Regions from separate parts of the Mus musculus genome. Here region 2 is linked to region 1. The links are chromatin loops, found by intact Hi-C in ENCODE. Cell type or tissue: heart. All regions are shown on one strand. Each heading gives the region's core, and the rest is flanking DNA. Links, peaks and the distances in the headings are about the cores only. Region 1 holds the start of Gm22022 (a small nucleolar RNA gene). Region 2 overlaps Slit3 (slit guidance ligand 3).

The links. A loop is a pair of places that touch in the nucleus more often than their neighbours do. Peaks named below come from ENCODE experiments on the same cell type or tissue, not always from the same donor. Only the 100,000 strongest peaks of a DNase experiment are listed, where the experiment ranks them.
Region 2: a loop joins it to region 1, with 4 times the contacts of the local background. A loop is called at or near these places in 19 of 42 quality-filtered maps.

The regions. Positions count from the first base shown.
Region 1 is chr11:34,839,667-34,848,293 of GRCm38, reverse strand. It overlaps Gm22022 (a small nucleolar RNA gene), which reads left to right and starts at 5,940; the gene lies at 5,940-6,066. In heart, for the core only: a CTCF peak has its summit at 4,588 (motif pointing left); a DNase peak (open chromatin) is centred at 2,533; H3K4me3 peaks cover 967 bases; H3K27ac peaks cover 729 bases; H3K27me3 peaks cover 232 bases.
Region 2 is chr11:35,404,385-35,413,011 of GRCm38, reverse strand. All of the region lies in intron 4 of Slit3 (slit guidance ligand 3), which reads right to left. Among named protein-coding and RNA genes, the nearest start is that of Gm46277, 120 kb to the right of the region's middle. In heart, for the core only: a CTCF peak has its summit at 5,220 (motif pointing right); a DNase peak (open chromatin) is centred at 5,061; H3K27ac peaks cover 1,948 bases; H3K27me3 peaks cover 558 bases.

The sequences.
Region 1 (8,627 bases), core at 229-8,228:
TAAAATGATCTGAGGATGAGGTGATTCTCCACTAGCTGATAGTAGAAGTCACCTGGGGAAGCAGCTCAATATTTTTTGATGTGCCCCTCATGTGATGAATCAGAATGGGACTTTTTGTAAGGACAATGCTGATGAACAGCTAGGCTGAGAGCCGCTGAGCTACAGAGGCAACGGAGCTCAATGACGTGGTAGAGCATGCGTGGTTGCTTCGGTGTAAAGTTCTCAGACTCTGCCGCACATTGAATTCATGGAGGGATTTGCAAAACTTACTGATGTCTGGAAGATTCAGATTTAATTAGTACTGGGTATAGTCTGTAGGCATCAGGAGTTGCAAACTCTCTAGTTAAGGTATTTTTAAGATGCAGCAAGGTTTGGAAAGCACTCTTTTGGGATGAGAGCTGACTAATGACTTTTGTGGGAGTAGAAGTGAAGCCCAAACTTCTAACCAAATTAAGAAACAAATGAGATATTACTTTTCAAGCCTGTTCACCTACATTGGCTGGAAGACTCAAATTTTATGAATGGGGTGTCACTGTTGAGGATTTTAACCTGGCTCTGTTTGCAGGATGCATGTTAATCCCTTTCCAGGAATTCTGGGGTGCAAATCATAGTTACACAGATCTTTCCACAGCAAAGCACCTTGAGTCACATGTAGTGATGGCCATATAACAATGTCTGTGATTGAACACAGGTACAACAGAGGGCCCACACGTTTAGAAAAGAACTGAACAAGCATAGTCACGGAGTACTGCAGCCAGCGTAAGGCCACAGTGATGCATTACTCATGTGTCTGTAGTGATGCTGGGGAAACCAAACCCATTCTGTCTGTCATATAAATGTATCACACATCCAATGATGCACAGTGCTTCATACGTGATAATAATAGATGATCATGTCTTGGTTTATGTATTTACTATACTACACTATAGTGGTTGAAATAGGTTTTGCCCCCATAGATCTATGTGTTTGAATGCTTGGGACATGGGGAGTGCTACTATTAGGAGGTGTGGCCTTATAGGAGGAAGTATGGCCTTGTTGGAAGCAGTGTGTTACTAAGTAGATGGGCTTTAAGTTCTCCTATGTTCACGTTCTGCCCAGTGTGGAATAAAGTCTCCTCCTGGCTGCCTTGGGGGACACAGTCCCCTTCTGCTGCCTTCAGATCAATATGTAGAACTCTTGGCTCCTCCAGAACCATGTCTGCCTGCATGCTGCCATGTTTCCTGCTATGATGACAATATACTCCAAAACTGTAAGCCAGCCCCAGTTAAATGTTGTCCTTTATAAGAGTTGCCTTGGTTATGTTGTCTCTTCACAGCAAACTAAGGCATACACTTTCTATAAGTAGTTTGGACTGCACTCCTATTCATTAAATAACAATGATGACAATAACAGCAGGTGTTGCAGAGCTGGTTACACATACACATACACACACACACACACACACACACACACACACACACACACGGGGAGTGGGGGGGGAGACCAACTACTACTGGGCTGGAGAGATGTCTCAGCAATTAAGAACCTCTTCCAGAGGTCCTGAGTTCAATTTCCAGCAACCTCATGGTGGCTCATGACCATCTATAAAGCCATCTGATGCCCTCCTCTGGCATGCAGGTATACATGCAGATAGAACACTCCTACATTTAAAAAACTCATAAATACATACATACATACATACATACATACATACATAAATACATAAATATTTTAAAACCTAACAACTACTGTTCAAGAATGGGTGTGGCTTGGTGGATTCACCAACCTAGCACATACAAAGCTCTTGTTTCAGTCACCAGCACTGAAAATGAAAGTGTTTGGAAGTTACTGAAGCGCAGACACGCTTTAGACTGCCCACAGCACTACGCATCACCGGCTTCCCCTGCCCTCCCTCTTCCTGAGATAGGCTCTCATTAAATAACTCAGGTAGGCTTAGACCTTGTAAATCTCCTGCTTTGGTTCCCCGAGTGCTGATACCATAGGCATTTTTTTAAAACCATTGACCTTCCCTGTTTACATCATGAAAGCGCATCGCAGGATTGAGCTGGGGGATGCAAGTTGCATAACTGCATTCTCTGGTGTTCGTGCAGTGGCACAACTGACACAGTTCTCGGAAGGTGTTTACATTGCTAAACAGTTCATGACCATGGAGTAAAGAAAACTTGAAAACTACACACTGACTTAACCAGACGCCATGCTGCATTCCCGGGTGGAGACGGAACCAAGAGGGAGATCTCAGCACCAGACGGACAGGAAAAGAGGACAATGTCAGCCTCCAGCCCCACTCCTAGAAGACAAAGCACCACTCGAGCATTGCAAACGTAAATGCAGTGATAAGGGACAGTGGCCGTTCTCGCAAATTGCTAAATGCACACGGATCCTGGAACAGTTTGTCCTCTAACATTTAAAAGCTTACTCGCCCCCAAGAGATTTCTTAGCCCTGAGCTAACACAGAGCAAAAGGAGCATAACTTTAGTGCCAAAAGCTCACACGTCTGAATTTGCCAAGAGCATGCACTGTGGGAGGATGTGGGCCCTTCCCCCAGCTGCTTGGGAAATCTGAGCGCTGGGAGAAGATACGACTGTCAGAGAAGATAGCCGATGAGTTCCAGAACTTCGTTTCAGGGAACTATTTCACAAGACTGACCGATTTATCAAAAGCGGTCACATAATACAGCCAGCAGCCCACAGTTTATCGTGGGTGGTTGATGGGATTCATCTGCAATGAAGCAATGGTCTCAGCATCCTGCCAGGTAGTGGGGTTAAGTACAACTAGTAAAGAATGACTGGAGCAAAGGAAAGGACACGTCTACTAACAGAACGGTTTAAAGTTTTATCAACAAGGCAGGGAGGGTGGGAGTCTAGATGGTCTGTACAGTGTACACCATACCCACAAAACAACGCCTCCCCATTTTCAGAGTGGGAGAAAGAGTTGGAAACCCAAAACATCATTGTTCAGAAGTAAACCGACCTTTCTCTAGTATTTCCCGTAGCTGTTCTTGTGCCTTCTTGCTTGCTCAGGGACCTTAAGGGCTCTGAAATGATATACTCAAATGTTTTCTGGTTGAGAAAATGAATAGGACATACACCGGATTGGTTTGAAAAAATGTCAATAAGTCTGTCCGTGACCTTGATAAAATATTAGAAAACTTTAAGTTCTTCGAGTACAGCTCTTCCCTTGAAGAGAATGCAATACTCAGAATTGGTATTTACATAGTGAGCATATTTCTTAGCCAAGGATTCATTGACTTCTGGGCCTCTCCAACAGAGCTAGTTTGCATACTACATTCTCTAGTATATTGAAAATGCTTGATAGAGCTGGATGTCCAGCACAGATAGAATGTGAGGGACGCTGGGTTTCATCCTCAATATACCAAGAAACGAGGAAAGGAGAGTAAAGGAAGGAAAGGTGGAAGGAAAAGAAGGAAGGAAGGATTACTGGGATTGCAGAAATAATATCACAATATACATTTTTTAATAAGAAATATTGGTTTAAGTAAAGGAAACCTTTATTGCTTCAGTGAAGGAAGCAATTGAACTTCTGGGCTATCAAATACTACCACATACTTCCCTGGAGTATAGACCAAAGGCTACTTAATTAATAAATGTTCAGCATATATATCTTTTGTAAGAAGCTTTGCTTTGTCAAAGATTCAAGAGGTTAGAGATTTAATCTGCATAATATTAGTGAGGTGTATTTGTAAAGTTATTTCTTCACATTTAACTTTAAGTCCTTGCATGTCCCAGTCACTATGACATTACTCGGGAAGAAGAACTGTAGTGAGCAAAATAGATAAAGCTCTTCTCTGGGTTCAAAAGACTTACAGCTTAGTGCTGAAGGCAGACGCAAATTACCACAAACAACTCATGTTCTGAAGGGCAAGGATAGGGTGCTATGAATCGCACGTAGGAGGTAAGCCCTAGGCTAAGAACCCAGGAAAGGGTCCGAGAGGGAATGATAGTTAAACTGAAAGATAGTCTTAATAAGAACAACTGCTTATTGACATTATGCCAAAAATGCTTGCCCGTTTAAGTTCACAGCTGCCTGTTAGATTGGATGCTTTGATTATCACCAGGGGTTTAGATACTTAGAAAGGCTCGCACCTGTAATGCAGCACACACTTCAGGTCCGTGCTAAATCCAGACCATCTCTTTCTTTATTATTTTTCATTTCATCCTATGTTATAACATCTATATTATAGCATCTCTTTCTATATATATTCTTAGCCATTGGTCATCTGGCCTCTTCAGCAACAAAGGATGAGGCAAATGAATTAAATAGAAGGAGAGAAAAACAATTCCAGTTAGGGTAGAATCATGGTCAGATGCCTAACATTGGATGTTACTGGTGTGTGTGCGTGTGTGTGTGTGTGTGTGCGTGTGCGCGTGTGTGTGTGTGTGTGTGTGTGTGTGTGTGTGTGTGTGTGTGTGTGTGTGTACACGTGTATGCACGGGCACTTATCTAATCTAAGGGACACCAGCAAGTGTTACTTGCTAGAGATACTTCCAATGGCAGAATCTAGTTTCTAAGACAGAAAGATGCTTTCTTCTTATAAAATATTTGCCAACACTGCCACCTAGTGCTAAAAGGCAGGAGGTTGCTATGAACGGAATTACAAAATAGTACTAGGTGCTTGCCTGGTAGAATTGGCTTCAATTTCTATGTCTAATGCCTATTTTTTCTAATAGTTTTTCCTATAAATAAAATACATTATATAGACATTGAAAGAACAATGCTTAATTTCATATAAGAAAAACAAAAAACTCAGGACTGCTAAAACAATCCTGCTCAATTAAAAAAAAAAAAAAAAACTTCCAGAGATATCACCATCTGTAATTTCAAGCTGTACTACAGAGCTATAGTAACAAAAACTCCATAAGAACATACAGGTTGATTGATGGAATCACAAAGACCCAGAAGTAAACCCACACACCTATGGACACTTGAATTTTGACAAAAAAGCCAAAATTATTCAATGGGGGAAAAGCATCTTCAACAAATGGTGCTGGTCTAGCTGGAAGAATGCAAATATTCCGTGGGAGGAGATACAGAGACAAAGTGTGGAGCAGAGACTGAAGGCATGGCCATCCAGAGACTGCCCCACCTGAGGATCCATCCCATATTCAGTCACCAGACCCAGACACTATTGTGGATGCCAACAAGTGCTTGCTGACAGGAGCCTGATATAGCTGTCCCCTGAGAGGCTCTGACAGTACCTGACAAATACAGAGATGGATGCTCTCAACCATCCATTGGACTGAGCACAGGCTTCCAATGGAGGAGCTAGAGAAAGGACTGAAGGAGCTGAAGGGGTTTACAGCTCCATGGGAGGAACAACAATATGAACCAATCAATACCCCCAGAGCTCCCAGGGACTAAACCACCAACCGAAGAGTACACATGGAGGGACCCATGGCTCCAGCAGCATATGTAGCAGAGGATGGTCTTGTCGGTCATCAGTGGGAGGAGAGGCCCTTGGTTCTGTGAAGGTTCGATGCCTCAGTGTAGGGGAATGCCAGAACAGGGAAGCAGGAGTGGGTGGGTTGGTGAGCAGGGGGAGGAGGGATGGGATAGGGGGGTATTCAGAGGGGAAACCAGGAAAGGGGATACCATTTGAAACGTTAATAAAGAAAATATCTAACATAAAAGTAAATACATTTTTAAAACTCAGAAATTAAAAAGAAAGAATAAAGTCAAGACTACAGTGACAAAAATGCAAATAGATCCATAGCCATCACCCTGCACAAAACTCAGGTCCATGTAGATCACAGGCCTCAACACAAAGCCTGATACACTGAACATCGGCATGGAATTCAGAAGACAACTTCCTGAAGAGAACACCAACTCATGCAGGGACGAAGAGCTACAATTAATAAATGGGACCTCATGAAAATAGAAAGCTTCTGTAAGGCAAAGGACATGTCATAAGTCCAAAGGGACCTGCCCCTAGAGGCATTACAGGTGTGGCTGCTTTGTCACATGTGCATCAGAGGGTGGCAGAGAGGAGAGAGGCGATGTCTATCCTCAATGTTCTGACCTAGGCACATCTTATTAGAGCCGAACTTTCTTTGAAAAAAAGGGGGAAGGGGGAAGCCTGAGACCACCACCAGTCCAGCATCAGGGACAGGGAACTAGCCTGAGACCACCACCAGTCTGGCACCAGGCAGGCCTGGACAGACTCTCATGTTGATGTCTGAGGGCTGTGCAGAACTGGCCCCACCCTTCACCTGGGCATCATGGGAGAGCTGGCCCTAGAGGCAAGAGAGCAGAAGAGCTGACCCGACCCTCTGCTACCAAGCTGCCGTACACCAGCCTTATTGGAGTAGGTGTGGCTTTGTTGAAAAAAGTGTGTCATTGTGGAGGCAGGTTTTGAGGTTATATAAGCTCAAGCTATGTCCAGTCTCACAGTCTCCTTCTGCTGCCTGTGGACCACATGTAGAACTTTCAGATCCTTCAGCACCATGTCTGCCTGCGTGCCACCATGCTTCCTGCCATGACAATAATGGACTAAACTTCTAAAACTGTAAGCCAATTAAATATTTTCCTTTATATGACTTGCCTTGGTAATGGTGTCTCTTCACAGCAATGAAACTTTAACTAAAACAGTGAGGTAACCCAAACCCAGAAAGACAAACATGGTATGTTCTCATTTATAAGTGGATATCAGTCATAAAGTAAGGGATAATCATACTACAATCCAAAGACTGAGAGAAGCTAGGTAACAAGGAAGGCCCAAGGAAGGATGCCTAAATATAACTGTGAAGGGGAGCTAGAGTAGACATAGAGGGTAGATGGGGAAGGGGCCTGGATTGAGGGAGGGCAGTGGAAACAGGAGGGTCCAAGTGGGAGAAGGGGAGAGAGGAGAGAGGAGAGAGGAGAGAGGAGAGAGGAGAGAGGAGATAGAGAGAACTGGGAGAGCTCAACTGGAATGGGGGGTTGCATCTCTGGGATGAGTTAGAAACCCAGAGCAATGGAAACTTGCAGAAATCAACAAGGGTGCCTCAAGCTAAGAACCCTAGCACTGGGAGCTATGGAGCCTAAACCAGCTATCTACTGTAACCAGGCAAGACTTCCACTAGAGAGACTGGGACACCAGCCCAACCACAAAACCTTCCACCACTTCCATTCATCCTGCCTGTAAGATGTGCTGGGGTAAAGGTGGGATAAATTGTGGCAGTGGCCAACCAATGACTGGTCGAGCTTGAGACCCATGCCATGAGAGGGAGCCCACCCCGACACTGCGTGGAGAGCTAGGAGCCAGAAGCTAGAGAGCCCAAAGACTTAGGATAGAATCAAACATAACTGGCAAATGAAAAAAAAAGTCAGTGAAATGATTCCTAATGATATTCTGCTCTACTCATAGATCGATGTGTAGCCCAACTGTTATCAGAGAGGCTTCACCCAGGAGCTGATGGAAACAGATGCAGAGACCCACAGCCAAACATAGGGTGGAGTGTGGAGAATCCTGCAGAAGATGCAGGTGTTGGGGGAGGTTGTAGGAGCCAGAGAGGTCTAGGACACCACACACACACACACACACACACACACACACCCCACAAAATTAACAAACCTGAGCCAATAGTGGCTCACAGAGACTGAACTGCCAACCAGGGAGCCTGCAAAGGACTGACCTAGGCCCTCTGCACACGTTACAGTTGTAGAGCTTGGTCTTCATGTGGGACTTCTAACAGCAAGTGGAGGGGCTGTCTCTGACTCTGATGCCTGCGCTTGATACCCTCTCTGCATCCAGGGTTGTCTAGCCTTAATAGGAGAGGAGGTGCCTGGTAGTACTGTAACTTGATATGGCACGGCTGGCTGATGTCCGTGGAAGGCCTGCGCTTTTATGAAGAGAAATAGAGGAGGAGTGGAGAGGAGGGAGAGGGGAGGTTTGGGAAGGGGGCTGGGAGTAGAGGAGGGAGGGGAAACTGTGGTAGGGATGTAAAACACACACACACACACACAGTAAGAACTAGGCCAACTGAACTCTCTCTCTCTCTCTCTCTCTCTCTCTCTCTCTCTCTCTCTCTTTCTCTCTCTCTCTCTGGAAAGCTTAGTGTGACCAGTTCAAGACTCTAGAGAGGCCTTAAGACTTGAGATACTGCACTTTGACTTGGGTCAAATATATTAGAGAGGAGGCTCAGTATCACTAGGTAATATGGTTTGTTTGTTTGTTTGTTTGTTTATGTATGAGGATTCTGTGTTTTATGCATGAGAATTTGGGCTCATACTAGACCAAGAGCTGCAGTGAAATCTACAGGAATGTGGAATGGACGCTGGAAAGTGGGTTTATGCAGAAATACAATCTTGTAAGTAGACATAAGTAGAATCAATCTTGTAAACAAAAAGTGAGAATTTTTGTGTTTTATACACATAAGCAAACTAAAAGTTATGCTCTCTTCTCAGCAAGTGAAAGTCATAATGGGTGTAAACTTGTCAATCTTAAATCTAGTGTTCGTTGATCCTAAGATTATCTGGGGGAGTGGGGAGAGGGAAGTCAATTTAAATGTAGCCAGGAGGTTGTCTGAAACAGGGACAAGGAAAAGGATTACCCACAAGATGTCTGTCTTAGTCAGGGTTACTATTGCTGTGATGAAACACCATGATCAAAGCAACTTGCATAAAGGGGT
Region 2 (8,627 bases), core at 231-8,230, 560 kb before region 1:
TTCCAGTCTCAAGCCACCTTGTCATTCTCCTTGGAGATGCATTTGAAAGTCTAAAGGTCCATTTCAACTTTCCAATGCCCGCTGTCTCCAGAGAACTGCATCAAAACACTATCTGTCCAATAAACGCTCTGGCTTTCGGAGATCACACAGACCTCCCCCAGATTACCCAAAGCCAGGGATTTCCCTGTCTGGTGCCAATTTATCTTCTCCCATAAATCAAGAGTTAGCCAGTGCCACAATTTTCTCCACCTAATCCCTGCCATCCCCTCCTCGGGAATGAGAAAATAACTCCTCATAAGAAATACCGAGAGTCCTTCATGGGACGCTGATGTCTGGATTCCCTGATCCTTTAGGGGGAGGTGGCCCAGGAGGGTGAAGAGAGACAAACACCAGCGACCCACTCCTTGCTCCACCATCTTTTAGCTATGGCAAGCCTGTGTAGTCGACACACTCTGTGATCCTGCTTCTCTATCTGCAAAATGGAACGTAAGTCCAGGGAGTGGAGTAAAAATTTAATTAGAAAGCATCTAGATGCTGGGAACACAGGCGAGGTCTGCTGCCATAGTCATGGGCTTGAGGAGGTTTAAACTATTCCCAAGAAGCATTTTGAAGTGTATGACGTAGAAACAACAACAACAACAATCTTGACAACTCTTTCCTTTCTCAAAAGAACCAAATTTCCTAAATTAGAATTGAATCGAAACTACATTAGTAGTAACTGACAAAACTTTGCCTCCCTTGGCCGCCTTTGTCTTTTAACCTTTATGACCATGGACCGCCATGGTGGTTGGGGACGTCACCCTGGAGAGACAGCTCGACAGTTAACAGCACAGGCTGCTCTTCCACAGAACTGGATTCCAGGTCCCAGCTGTTCATAACCATCTGTAATTACAACTCAAGGGGACCCAATGCTTTCTTCTGGCCTCCTTGAGTACTTATATGCATGTATGCGCACACTCACACGCACAACTGTTTTGAAAAGAAGGCCAAGAAGGAAATAAAACTAGAGAAGTTGACAGTGAAAATACCAAAACAGTGAGGACAGACACAGCAAAACGCACTTTCAACCAAGTAGAATATTACTTGACTTTGGAAGGGAATATGATAAAATTAAGAATAGCAATAGAAGTTTAAAGGAAGTGTGTGGGGAAGGGAGACAGGCTACTCTTAATGAACGCACAGAGCCAGCTCGTGTGAGCAGGGGCTGGGTGCGGTGTGACACAGACTGAAGGTCTGTCCTTAACAAGGGAACTAGCTATTCCGTCTACAGTTATAACTAAAGGAGAGCCAGCCACCACCTCGAATTGCTCAGATTCACTTAAGTCACCTGGCCCGCTTGCTGACAATACTTTCCCTCTCTTCGCCTACTTTGTCTTTTAACCTTTGTCACCATGGACTGCCTTGGTGGTTGGGGACATCAACCTTACTGTGTGGGGCACAGCAGAGGAGAAAGCCTGGAGAAACCCAGTGAGACACCAAAGTCAGATGTGCTGTGGAACCTAATCACCTCTTGCTGGGAGGAGATCGGGGTAACCCTGAAAACCATCTATATTTTCAAGGGAGGAGGGGAGGAATTTACACATAATAAACCAACACCCCAAGTTTAAGCGGACTTAGATTCCGGGTTGATCATTTCCTCTGCTGTTGTCTTAGTCAGGGCTACTATCCATGACCAGGCAAACTGGGGAGAAAAAGAGTTAATATGGCTTACCCTTCCATCAGTGCTCCTCATGGAGAAAAGTCAGAACAGGAACTCAAACATGGCAGAAACCTGGAGGCAGGAGCTGATGCAGAGACCACAGAGGGTTTGCTCAGCCTGTTCTCTTATAGAACCTAGGACCTCCAGCCAAGGGATGGCACCACACACAATGGCCTGGGCCCTCCCCCATTAATTCCTAATTAAGAATACGCCCTACAGACTAGACTACAGCCTGATCTTATGGTGGCATGGTCTCAATAGAGGGTCCCTCTTCTCAGATGACTCTGTCCAGTGGATACAAAACCATCCAGCACAGCTGTCTAGCCCTATTCTGAGTCCCAGGATCCTCAGTAAGACCCTCCCAATTCTTTACTGTTTCAATAATTAAATCCAGAAATGCCTTAGAAATATCACACACAGGGGAGGATAAAAAGGAAGGTAACAAGAAAGGAGAAGAAGGGGTTCATCTGAGACATTCACGTGATTTCATAGAATGTCGTCACATGACTGCTTCCTGGCCTCCCTCCTAGACACTTTAGGACAGTTTCTGTTGCTGTTCTGCTTCTGCACTTGCTGTGGAATTCCATGCTTGGCTGAAGACTGAAGCTGGAGCTAAGGTTGCCTTGAACTTTGTGAGCAAGCTGGCCTGAAGTGAGGACCCAATTCCTTCCATGGCTGTTCCCTGAGCTGAGCCAGAAAGTTATCATCCTGTCTCCCAGCGTCCTTCTGGCCATTTTCTCCACTTTACACGGTCTTAGGAAGGACAAAGGGATCAGACATCTACCATCTCTCAGCTGTCACAGGCCAATACTGGGAGCAGCAACCTTGAGGCAGGGATACTGTTCCTGGTGGAAGGAGATCCTGGTGGCTCTAATTACCTGCTGGTTGGCTGCTTTGCATCCCCACTGGTTGGTTTGTTGTTTATTGTTTTTGTTTTGTTTTGTTTTGTTTTGTGTTTTTTCCCCTCTGACTTTTGTGGTTTATAGAACTGTGTCTATCCAGTTTCAGTTCCTATGCAAATGTGGGAGAAGCACGTGGTCTTGAGCATGACCAATCAGAGCTTCTTATTCTCTGTCACATGCTCACCATAGATGATGGAAGGGACTGTGTCTGCAGGATGAGGAAACCATGAGGTTCATGAGGAATGGGGTTGCTGAGCTCTGATGGCCATCTTGCCAGTGTACAATGGGAGACAGAAAAGTGGGCACTGGATGTCCTAATTCAATCACGCCTTACTCAGGCTTTCAGACACATAAGTCAATCACCTGTCTTCAAAGCCAGCTGAGTTTTTTCCCCTGGAACTTTGACCCTCAAGATATCCAACCACACGCAGAAGTGCCCCCTTTATCCATGAGGGTTCTACTCAAAAGTGTCTGAAACCATGGGTGACACCCAACCCTATCTAGACTGCTTTACCTCTATATACTTTCCTACGATACAGTTTAATTCAGAAACTAGACACAGTAGGGGATTAACACAAAGCACATTTCTAACAGGATAGTGTACAAAAATGTCTGTGGATGTGCTCTCTCCCCGGTGTCAAAACACAATAATGTACTGCATGCGTGCGTGCGTTCTCTGTTGCCAGTATGGCGCGCCATCCATAAAGGCAAAGCTGTCAGCAGAGGACTGCTCCTGTGAAGCATTCTGAACAACACGCCCTGTCCTCACAAAGCAAACGTGACTTTAACAATTTTCATGCGAGGTGTGGACAAGGAGACTTTTCAAAAGACGCACACTTGGTTCCATGATCACTGGAAACTTTTTCCGAGTCCCGGTCTTTTTTAGATTCTCCCGATGTACCCCGGGATGGTCCTAGACTCCACGCTGTTCAAGTCTATACTGTGCAACAAGAGGAAAAACAAATGTATAAACTCCATGTGCCAGGTAAGGAAAGTGTGGGTGAGAGAGAACTGACCTGCCTGAGGCTGGTAGTCTGGGAAGGACCCCCTACTGGAACAAGGGCAAGCGAATACCTGGGCTGCTATGGTTACTCCTCTCAAGTCCATCCCCCTTCTCTCCATGGAGATGGAAAGGTGGGTCCCAACCCTCACAGGTGGCAGGAAGTGTCTCTATCTCTCTCTCTGATATCTATTCTATTTTATGTATATGATTATTTATATGTGTTTTCCCTGCATGTATATATACCTCGTGTGTGCCTGCTGCCCTAAGGGTCAGAGGAGGGCATCTGATCCCCCTAGAACTAGAGTTATGGCTGGCTTAGCCATCATGTTTGTGCTGGGAGGGAACCTGAGCAGCCAATGTCCCTAACCACTGAGCTGCCTCTCCAGTTCCTCCCGCTTCCTCTGTTTCTGTTGTTTTCTAATACTGTGGGTAGAGTTTAGAGCCTCACGAATACTAGACGAGTACTCTACTAGTTAACTAGACCCCCCCCCCACCACACACACACTTCATTTCACTTTTTATTTTTGAGAAAGGGTCTCGATAAGTTGTCCATGTTGACCTTGAACTCTGTCTGTACCAAAGGCAAGCCTTGAACTTGTCATCCTCAGGTTTCTGCCTATAAAGCCAGAGTTTGGAATTACTGGATGATGCCACCATCCCTGTCATGGGGAGGAGACTTTCAACACAAATACCAGCCAGATCACCAACACTGAGACCCTCGCCTTCTGTGTCCTTGAGCTGCCCCAACTTCAAACACCTTCCCTTACTGCCTCTCACCGACAGACTGAGGATGGCTCTTTCCACCAAAAGCAACTGTTTTCCCTCAAGCTGTGAGTCCCTTTTTTATTATGGCGGCCACCTCTCTTTGGCTGTTTCCTCCTATATGTAATGGGGTTATCCGAACGCACAGTTCACAGAACTTCCACCAATAAATCAAAAGTGGATTGAATGCTTCACAAGTGTTAAGTCAACAGCCACACAGGTACTCGTTGCTGCTAGAAGACGCAGTCTACAGTGTAAGGACTTTGAGCACACTGTCCACCGGCCTCCCGTTCCTAGCTGTTTTCGGGTTCCTACTCATGCCTCACTGGCTACTTCATAACTTGTCTCCTCCATTAACCTTTACCTCAGCAGAGGATCCTATTTCTCCCTCTCTGCTCTGGGTTCCACACCTTGGATTCTGGATTCTCTCCTGATGCACCCATCCATCCTTTAAATTAGTCAGGCTTACCTCTTCCAGAAGAGCTGGCTCCCGCAGGCCATCCCATCCCCCCCTTTTCCATTTGTGATGGTTCCCCTCCAGTATGCCTGGTGTGGAGGCCAAGGGCTTTACGGCCAACCAACTCAGGTTTGAGATCTGGCTCTGTGCCAGGTCACTGTGAAAGAGTAACTTAGCTCCAGCCTCAGCTTCTATATGTGTGAACTTTGTGGCAATCGTAATGTTTAGGGCTGGAGAGGTGCGGCAAGTCCAGGAGCATTATCCTGGTCCACAGGGGAAGCCAGGCCCTGGACAATATAATTGAGTCTTTGCACAAGCACTGAGCTCATTGCCTTCCCTACTGATTGTTGCCTGAGGCGATTCCCATCTCTGTGCTTTCCTCTACTTTCCCACATGCCTGCTTAGGGCCACACGGTGGCAGCCTATCCAAGACAGAGGAAGCTTCTGGTTGCAGAATAGAGATAAAAGTGACTTGAATACGAATATATATATATATATATATATTCACCCAGATACTTATTTTTAATTTTCCTCTTTTGGTGGTGAGTGTCGGGGATTATTCATCCTTTCCCACAGGTTCCTGTCACATGTGTGGGAGCTTCCTACCTGTACACGTTAACCAGAAGCAGAGTGAATCAGCCCAGGGCTTCACGGTGTTATCTTTGAGAAACATGGCTTATATATTTACCCCTCTTACTGGAATAGTTATCCCAACAGTCAGACTCCAGCAGGAAGCCCACTGGGTGTGGCGCCCGTGTTAAGGTGTCAGGAAGTCTGATGTCTCTAAAGTGACCATCTTGTCTGAAAACTTTACTGGGAATGAAAAATCCTTATGTCCTGGGAAACCTCCCAGTCCCAGGCAAATGTGGATGTTTGGCTTCAGGACGTAGGTGCTGCACTCCTCTAAACTTGGTGTGTGGTTCTTCCATTCTCAGCGACACAGGCACACAAAATGCTCAACGTTTGAAAGGATCACAGACAACATTCTGATTTCAAGGCATGGGGTGAACAGACTAGGCTTGCCCATCGTGCTGGATTGGTGGGGGAGAGATCGAGAACTCTGTGCCCTATCCTCAGCTCTTTCCCAGGTCTCTCTATCTCCTTGGCACGAAAGAAGGAGGGGTGTGTCTTGGGTTTCTAGACATTACCGCAAAGGGGCTCCCAGAACACAGTGACCCAGAGCAGTCTGTGAGGAAGCAGACGATCTCACTTGAAGGAAACTTTCAGCCTACTATTTACAGACAGTTAAGGTACTCTGCAGTCCACACGCTGTCTAGTTGAGGACTCTTTGGACAGAAAGCTACACAAGTACCGTGATGTCAGGTCGGAAGACAATCGCTTGGGATATCCTTAGGGCCAGTGAGAATCAAGCGAATAATGTGGAGCCAGGGCTGCCTTTCTGGAATGGGCCTCCTAAAGAAGTCAGGGATTTCTCTAGGACCCCCCCTAATGCTCTCCCCACTTCCAACTTCCAGCTGCCTGCCCTCACAGTTCACTTTAGCCTGACAACCTTTCTGCATGTCTCTTTTGTGAACAAATCCTGCTGGAGCAAACTCTTGCTTGCCAAACTAATGGACATTTACATTGCCAAAGCCCCGAGCCCAGGAGGCTGCAAGACACACCACTGCATTCAGGGGTTTTATTAGAAAGCTCTCCTGAAAACAGGAAAGCTTTGGAAAACACCGAGGAAGAATGGCCCTTTGACAAAGCCAGGGAGAGCAGGCAAATCCAGGCATGAATGAATAAGCTAAGTATGTATCTTTAAGAAATGGTCTTTTGTTGTTGTTGTTTTGGGTCTACAAAAAAAATCTAACAAAACTCTTGTTAGAGAGGGAAACTTTTAAAAAACTGCCTTTCCAAAACAAACTCCACAGGGAGTAAAAATAACTGCAAGAGAGGAAGGAACCAGCTCAAGTCACTCTTGAGCCAGACAGAATTACAAACTTGGGGGCAGCAAACTGCTCAGAGGATAGCAGCAAGGGCTTTCCAGTCTTCAGGGGACTGTGTGCACTTGTAATTAGAGAGGACACAAGACAGTGAGGGGTGACAAGTCTCAGCTAACCTCCCGCCTGTGCTCTGGTTAGAGGCATTCTGTATACGAGGCTCTGTATGCTAACCAAGCTGGGCAAACACGAGAAGAAGTAATGATAGGACAAGCAGACCTTCACTTCCGACTAAGCCTCCTAAACCCAGCTGAAATCTCCAATCTGGACTGCACTGAGTGACTGTGTGAAGCCACAGTGGAAATAGCCACACCAGAGTTTCCGTGATGGGCTGGTGTACTAAAATACTATCAAAATCCTTTCATCCTGTGTATATAAAGCATAAATGAATTATATCTTTATAGACTTAGGCCCTGACCCAAGACATCTCATGTATAGGCAAAGATTCCAAAATTTGTCCCCATTGCAAATCCCAACCTATGCCAATCTCAAGCACTCTGCACAAGGGATACTCCGTCTGAGTTTCTAAAGCATCATGAGCAAAGTATACAGAAAAGGAGAGCATTAGTTCCTGTCCCGTGGCCGCAGAAAAGTGGGAGAAACTAAGCTGAAAGCCAGCCAGTGAGAGTCTGAGCCTGATCCCTAGGCTGCCAGACACCAGAGCTGGACCCTCAATAAATTCTACACCTGTCCCAAGCTCAAATCCCCTTCTTATAAGAAATGAGAGGTCAGGTGGGGTGTGCTCCAGTGCCTGCTTCACCCAATACTCCTAGGAATAAGTACACAGCTGACACATTAGAGGCACAAGAGGCTAAGGAGAGTAGCCTGGAAATGTAAGTCTACACTGCAGACCCTTTCCATGGCCACCCTTCTGACTGTTTAAAGGTTCTCGTGAGTGCTCTGTTGTCACACCAAGCTGGAGGATTCTTGACTCAGTTCTGCTAAGGATGGGAACGGGCGGATCTCCGCTGATGAGCTGACCACAGGCCAGCAGACCAAATCACGTAAGTCAGGTGTCCATTGCAGGTGCATCAGGATGTTCGTCCTGTGACCTTGGGAACATCTGGGTCACGGTCTCTTCTTCTCTACTCCTTCAGACAACCGAGAGGCAGTACAAGAGGCTGCATGCGGGACAGGGTAAAAGTCTCCAGCACGGAGTTAAAAAGGTTTACAGGAAGCTTTCATTTCTATGCTGGATACCTTCTGGCTTGTTCTCAATGACTTGGTTCTTGGAAGTGCTCTAGATTGGATTTCTTTCCTGTCTCAGCCTTCGTCCACCTCCACCACCTACTGTCCAAAACTACCTGCAGCCCTGAAAGCAGTAATTTCATTGATGGGTCTAAACCTGAACATTTGTAGCTAGGTTTTTGTTTGTTTGTTTGTTTGTTTTTCCCTTTCCCCCAAAGCATCAGTTTCTCACTTGAACCCGACAGGCAACTAAAGGCAAGGTGAGAATCTAACATCTCTTCCTTCATTTTGTGTCCATCTGTCTCCTTTGGCTGAAACGACCGTTTTTTGTTTTTTGGGTTTTTTTCTCACTTTTTCTCAAGTCACCTCGGAGTCCCAGAACAGAGGACCCTTGGAGAACAGACACTTCACCGTGAAGATGACAGCAGTCACCCATGATGGTGAGACCACAGACTAGCAGAAAGGATCTTGCAGAAACCAGATGGATCCCATCAAACCATGACAAAGGATCCCTGGAACCAAGAACAGCTATCTTGATCAGGACTGCTTAGTTATGCACACCTCTTGCCCCTTGCCCAGGTTCTTCTTGGATCCTCTCCTTGAAGCTCATTGCAGTGCTCTGAAGACAGACTTGGGGTCCCTTTATCCGTTCCTCTGCTCATCATGGCCACCA